Linked DNA regions of Homo sapiens: region 2 is linked to region 1. The links are chromatin contacts, found by Hi-C in ENCODE. All regions are on one chromosome and are shown on one strand. The core of a region is the stretch at or near the end of the contact, and the rest is flanking DNA. Distances in the headings are between cores, read along the strand shown. Region 1 has its middle 56 kb from the start of KCNS3. Region 2 has its middle 99 kb from the start of KCNS3.

Region 1 (3,598 bases), core at 428-2,927:
TTTCACCCAATATCATTCCAGCATTTTAGGGGCCTTCACTCCTCACCACCAGACATAGGGAAGAAATAAATGATCCTTTGTAAATGTTTTTAATAACCTAAGTTTTAAGGTAGTCAATCCCTTGGGCCCTCAACAACAGGAAATAAAACCTCATTGGTTAGGATTCTACTGAGAAGATAAGAAAAATCAGAGAGTAGTTTAAAATCGGTTTTTGCTATGCACATTTATAATGTAAGCAAAGTTAGAAGGGAACTAGCCATTTTGCAGTAACAAAGCAAATTATACAAGTGTCAGGGATACAAAGAATTCCAGCAATTAATGTATTCATCTCAAATCTAAGAAAACAAGCTCAGAGAGGTTCTCCCCCATCTCCTACTCACCCAGCCAGCAAGCCTGGTGCTAGTCCTAAATCCCCAGGCATCCTGGTGCTCACTTCTTCCTTAAACCAGACATGTAGTAGGTAGGACCTGCCACAAGCTTGTCTAAGAACTTGAGAAATACCTTTGTGCTAACATGAGGCAAACCTTTAACAATAAATTGAACCATATTGAAACTGCTGTTATTCTCAATCAAAAAGTGACAGATATTGGCAGTTCCATATGGTACAAAATACCCATTTCTGAACATTAGTTACAGCTTCTCCGGTAACATTAATCAGCCTCTATAAAATAGAACAGCGGTCTCACAGCATAGAAGCCACAAGACAATGGCCCACCATAACCATCTAGACAGAAACAATAGCAAGTGCCCCTAAAACTCCGAGTTAAACATAAAATAAACGCTTGAGGAAGATTTCAGGCATGTACACAAGCAATTGAGAGACCAAAAGCAAACAATAAAAAAAAAAAACAGGAAGAGCAAGTAAAGTCACCAAGTTACCTATATCAGCATATTTAAACCTCCACAGGAAAAAATAAAATGAGATATCAGCATATCTAAAGGTGAAAGATCTTTTAACTAAAGTAGGGTGGTCAGCAAAATGGGAGAAAAGAGAAGCCACAGAGGCAGAGATTAGCAGTGTATATGGCTGGAAAGTGGGATCTGGGAGGCAACAGACTCCAACTGCTCAGTATCAGTGAAGGTTTTATCCCTAACATCAAACCGAACTCACCAGACTCAGAGACTGGAGCCCTGAACAGCTCAGGTGTCGCCTCCTCCAGGAAGCCTCTTCTCTCTTTGCTCTCTCTCTCCACACAGAGAGATAAAGAGGTGAGCCAATTGACCCCTGTTTCCTGTTGGCCTGAAGGCCCCCAGAGGATAAGGATGGAGTCTCAGTCTGCTATTCCCGGAGGCTGCCCTGAACATATATCAGAGCAAGCACTCAGGAAATGCTGAATGAAAACAAGCGGAAGTTGAATACAATCTCCAGGGCAGAGGGGATGGGAAAGAGAAAATCGACTCAGGTGGCACAGGTGCTTGGAGAGTCAATGGCCTTCCAAACCGCCATAAAGTACTGCTGTGGACGAAAACAAATCTGAGGAACTGGGAGGAGAAAAAGCAGTCACAGGACAAGAAGAAAGAACTGGAAAGAATTACAGGATAAAACTCCCTGAAGTGGTCGGGTCTCCCACAAATGAACCCTGATGCCCAGGACCAATCAACACAGAAACAGGCAGTGCCTCAGTCCCTGGCCAGCATCCCTGAGAGTGCGTGTTCAGCCACTGACTCAAGTCTTGGAGAAAGAAGGAACCCAGCATGTCACCATGTGGGAATGAGGAAGAGGAGCCCTGTGTGGATGGTGGGGAAGCTCAGAGAGGCTAAAATAAACACAAGGCACTGCAACTTGTGGCATGGAGGCCTAGGGATGTGGCAGGGATTCTAACTGAAGAGTATGGCAGGGACCGGGCTGAGAAGGGGCTGGGGGAAGGGTTTGCAGCCGGCCAAGCCCAGAGGGAAGCCACCACCACCACTCATGCCACACAGCAAGCCGCTCTCCAGCAATTAATATGAGACACAGGCAGAAACTCAGTTCCTACACAGGTCCAACTGTCAAAGCTCCCCTTACTCTACTTGGTCTCACCAGTGAAGGCATTTCTAGGCTCTTACAGAGCCACAGTTTCTGCTGTGTCTGCCATGCAGTGTCCTCAGGGACAGACCCTCAGAGCCTATTCCAGCTTCGAGGGGCATTCTAGAAAACTGTCTCTGTAAATAAGTGTATCTGATGTCTGGATTAGGAAAGGGAAGATACATAAGCCAGCATTTTCCCCTTTCAGCTCACATCCTTAAAAAGTCAAAGTCTGACAGTGTTTGTGGCTCTTTGTCCCTTCAGATGCACTGTGTTCTGATGTTTCCTTAAATCCACTCCCTAACACGGCAGAGCAGGGGCCAGTGAAAAGCACAGGCCCTGGAGTCAGCCTCCTGGGTCCAGAGCCCAACCCCACTACTGACTCTTGAACTTCCGCAAGCCACCTTCCCTGCAAACCTTAGTTTCCTCATCTTAAAATGGGAATAGTATCAAACTTTTGCTTCAAGGGATGTTGTAATAAATAAATGCAATTACACAGTTAGCGTATTATCATATGATTATTGCTGTTCTTGTTACTATTACTACTACTGTTACTATTATTACATAAGGAGTCTTCAGTTACTTCACCACTAATTAGAAAATCTTTGATAAAACAAGATCCCAAATTCTATTGCTGTGCCTCAAAACTATACTTATTCCAATATCAAAAATGCATTTTGGAGAAAAGATTTTTTTTTAATGAGCAGGGGGTAACACACATGCATGTAATAAACCTCCAGATTTAAAAGTGGCCATAAACCCTGTTTAGTTATATCCATCTCCGAAGCCATAGAAACATTAAGAGGAGTGATGAGTCAAAGAGTTACCTATATCTGATAATGCCCTTCTTTCAATGAAATGCATCTACAAACATAACAAATCCATGTGGCTCTTCCACTGGAAAGACTTCAGGTAAAGAATCCATAACCAGCCCCTGGTGGCGTGCGTGACAGTCTCCACACATCTCCAAAATTAACACTTTAGCTAAATTCTCTCCACATGGGATAGAATTGCTCTGCCACTGTCTGAAAATGCGTATGTATGTCTTCTTTCTTTGTGAGAAGTTTCTACATGAGATGCAGAAATTACCATCTCTACGGCTATTGGAAAATGTTGGCTCATTTTATAGCTGCTGGCATAGATTTTTCCAGAGATTTAAGTTTCACTCCTCCGGTCATAATGAATCACATCTGTGTATTTGTACAACATTTCTCCCTTCTTCCATTCACTGAAAGTATCCCTGCCTGTGAATGTGTAGGTTTACTCTGCTCTGCAATATTTTTTAGGTAGTGAGATTTTGTCCTAGCAGTATAAATTAGTATAAAATTCAAAAGATATACTGAAGAAATATTTGTAAGAGTACACGCTTCATTCATATATGCCAATTTTGAGTGTGTCCCAAACACCTACATGTTTAATCAGTTTATGCTGGACAGCGCAATTTAGTCATGGACATGTTCTTCTATCTGCCAACTACCATCAAGTCTACTGAAAAAAGAGCTAGCACATGCTTGGTACATACCTAAAATTCAAAAGCATAAAGAAAGGAAGGGCTCTTGGTACTCCAAAAAGAACATTTTTCTTCCAAACCAA
Region 2 (3,598 bases), core at 614-3,113, 43 kb before region 1:
AATCAAAATCCCAACGAGGTTTTGTTTGTCAAAATTGACAAGCTGATTCTAAATGTATAGGATAATATAAAAGTTGTACATAGTCATATCAACCTTGAAAAAAAGAACAAAGTTGTGGCACTTATCCTATCTGCTTTCAAGAATTACTATAAAGCTACAGTTATTCAGACAGTAATAGTATCTTAAATAAAGTGTGATATTGGCATAAATACAGCCATATTTAGCAATAGAACAGAATAAAGGGTCCAAAAACAGAGCCACAAATGACACAGGCAAAGTCAAATAAGATACAGTTTCTACTTTCAAGAGGTTCAGAGTCTACATGGAGATTCTCAGCAAGTTAAAAATTACAATTCAGTGTGACACATACTACTAGAGCCCAGATACAGGGTCTCCAGCCCACCTGAGGAGATGGATCTACAAAGTTTCCCTAGGGGAGGTATTGTCTGGGCTGAATGCTGAAAGATTAATCAGAGTTTGCACGATGAAGAGGTGAGAGTCATTGGTAGAAACATATGGGGAGGAGCAGAGACACAGATGAGCATGAGACAGCCTGGTCTCCACACAGACCTGGAGAACGGTGCATGCCGGAGTGTGGAGAGGCAGGAGAACGGAGAGGAAAACCAGCAGCCACATTGTGACAAGCTTTATGTACTAAGACAAAGGGTTGGAATTCATTCCACAGGTGATCAAAAGCCATTGAAAACTTATACACAGGGCTGTGACATGGTCATTTTTGTGTTCTGAAATGTCATTCCACTAGAAGGATAAAAAAAACAACAAAGGTAAATTAGGATTGGAGGTAGCAAGACCAGTCAGGATGCTATTGAAATATTCCAGTTGGGACATAGTGGAGCCTTAACCTACCCTAAACCTTAACCTAAGTGAGCATATGATATATTAGAGGGATGTGTGAAAGGCATAATCAGGAGGAATTGATAACTTATTAGATGTGTGGTGGAGAAAACATAGGAAATGACTTACAGGGTTTTATTTTCTTGCCTCTTTTTTTCTATCATATGTAACCTAAATTATCTGGTTTACATTTAAAAGTGAAAACAAAGCCCTCTTTGAGTAGGTGACCCCATACAAGCACAGAAGCTAGTAAATCTACAGGGTACTACGCTCACCACCACCTGGGTGACTGATTGACTGATTCAATCATACTCCAAACCTCGACATCACTCAACATACCCATGTAACACATCTGTACATGTACCCTCTGATTCTAAAAGTTGAAAGAAAATAAAAGAATCTGGAACTGAGATTTAGGAAGGTCAATTCTAAGCAGATGCAAGATGAACAGTAACATGACTGTGAACTTCTCACAACCTGGCAGGTATTGGCACAGCCCTGAGAAAAACGTCGTGGTGCACTTCACTCACAGCACTGCAATATCTCCTACTGTGTCCAGTTCATATTCATTTGCCTGCAGGGAATTCTTAGATCCTGCCCACCAAGTGTGTAACGGAGTATTTACCCAGCAAAGGCGCAGAATGTGATTCTGGAATTGTGCTTGGCCTCAATGGGGGTTAAAATGAAAACACTCTGAGCCAGTAAAAGGAGACATCAGCACACCTCAATCCAAGCTTCCATTTTTTCCTTTCCTAGTAAAGCTGTAAGGCCCTTACTGGTCTGCAAATGATTTATCTGTTTCAAGTCCTGCCAAACTTTGGACCAGCTCTCTCCAGACACTAGACTATAAATGGCTGAAGAAATAACAGGAAAGAAGCAGAGTTGAAAGGCCAGTGGGCAACTGGTTTTCTTTAGCTCTGTCTGAACTGAATAATCAGCCAACTGGGGTCAGCCCAGTCATGTGAATCCCACCTTTTGTTACTCAGGGAGACAACTCATGTGACCTCATCTCAGAGCAGTCACTGGGACTGGCAACGTTCTCAAGAGTCTTAAGCCCCACCGCATATATTCCTAAGAGCCACCAAGACTACTGTTTATTTCTTCATAAGCCACAAAGAACATTCCACTGTACAAAGTCAGCTTATTACAAGTTTTTTTAAGAAAGGAAAAAAAAAGGAGGAAAACCTGGATAATCTCTCATTGGCCTGATCCCATTCTGTTGCAGAAGGAGGAAGGAATGCAGTGTGTGGCTGCTCAAGTGACCCCTGAGAAGCTGGATCCTGGCTGCTCCAGAGGAGGAGCCATCTGTTTATAGGACTGGGTGGTGCCATGGGTAGGGTCAGGCGACAAAACAAACAGCTACAGTAGTTTCTTTCCAAAATCACTGCCTCGCCTACTTTTTGCTATCTGATACTACTGAGATGCCTATTTTCGGAATCAAAAGCACAGACAGCCTTTCTGGAAGCACCTGTTTACCTACTCAAAATAGAACAGAAATAGCCTCAAAACCCCTCCTCTTGCTGTCCTGAAGGAACATGTGAGTCAGACAGAGTTGGGTTGGGACCAGTTCCCAGTGGGGACTGTGGGGAAGAGGCTCTATCGCAGTCATCTGGGCTTTTTCAAACTATACCTCCTATCCCAATTAAAGGGCTATGGCTACTTCCCTCACCACCTTTTGAGAACTCCTGCTGTTGTAAGCCACCAGTTGATGTTGGCATAACCTTCATGTATGCATAGTGGGTGAAGGGGCTCCGAATAGCACTCACTGGCAGGGCAGCAGTTGGAGAAGGCTGCCTGTAGGCTGAAGTCTGATACCCATCTTCTGTGGTCTGAATATAGTTTGTTTGCCCCTACCAAGACTCATGGTGAAGTCTGATCCCCAGTGTTAGAGATAGGGCTTGGTAGGAGGTGTTTGGGTCATGAGGATGGATCCCTCATGAATGGCTTGGTGCCATCCTCACAGTAGTCAATGAGTTCTTGCTCTATTAGTTTCCATAAGAACTGGTTGTTGAAAAGAGCAGGTAATGCCTACTTCTTTTTGCCTTCCCCCATGAGTGGAAGCTTCCTGAGGCCCTCACCAGAAACAGATGCTTATGCCATGACAGGCTGCAGAGCCACGAGCCAAATAAATCTCTATTATTTATGAATTACCCAGCCTCAGATATTCATTAATAGCAGAACAAATGAACTAAGATCCCATCCCTGAAAGAGGTGAGGCAAAATTATAAACCCGATGCGGAATACAAAGCAGAAAATTAAATCAGGACTCAGCAGGCTGTTGGCAAGTAAGAGCTCCAATCACCAAATTAAAACAGAGCAAGAACCAATTACAAAGCCCTATGTTGTTGTGTTAGTCAGTTTGGGCTGCTATTACAAAAATGGGTGGATTAAACAACAGAAATGTATTTCTCAAAGTTCTAGAGGCTGGGAAGTCCAAGATCAGGTGCCAGCATGGTCAGTTCTGGTGAGGGCCCTCTTCCTGGTTTGCAGATGGCCATCTTTTTGCTGAGTCCTCACATGGCAGAGAGCAGAGAGAGAAGCAGCAACCTTTCTCCTATCTCTTCTTATAAGGTCACTAATACTATTGTGAGGACTCCACCCTTATAACCTAATCACCTCCCAAAGGCTCCATCTCCTAATATCATCCCACTAGGGGTTAGGCCTTAAACATACAAATTTGAAAGGGACATAAACATGCAGTCCAAACAGTTACATAGTATACCAGAGATATTTATTGCTTAAC

Evidence for each region. A loop is a pair of places that touch in the nucleus more often than their neighbours do. Pooled maps may share reads with other maps.
Region 2: a loop to region 1 is called in a map of ascending aorta, with 6 times the contacts of the local background. The contact joins two enhancer-like sites. A Hi-C loop is called at or near these places in 4 of 168 maps with a recorded cell type or tissue (CD4-positive, alpha-beta T cell, aorta, ascending aorta and 1 more) and 4 of 50 pooled maps.

Annotation. Positions count from the first base shown.
Region 1 is chr2:17,933,015-17,936,612 of GRCh38, reverse strand. No RefSeq gene overlaps it. Among named protein-coding and RNA genes, the nearest start is that of KCNS3, 56 kb to the right of the region's middle. Within about 2 kb of position 1,677, at least 2 of the 41 ENCODE cell types and tissues checked have a DNase peak (open chromatin) inside an H3K27ac peak, as active enhancers do; they include ascending aorta, where a contact is called at or near this core.
Region 2 is chr2:17,975,761-17,979,358 of GRCh38, reverse strand. No RefSeq gene overlaps it. Among named protein-coding and RNA genes, the nearest start is that of KCNS3, 99 kb to the right of the region's middle. Within about 2 kb of position 1,863, at least 11 of the 41 ENCODE cell types and tissues checked have a DNase peak (open chromatin) inside an H3K27ac peak, as active enhancers do; they include ascending aorta, where a contact is called at or near this core.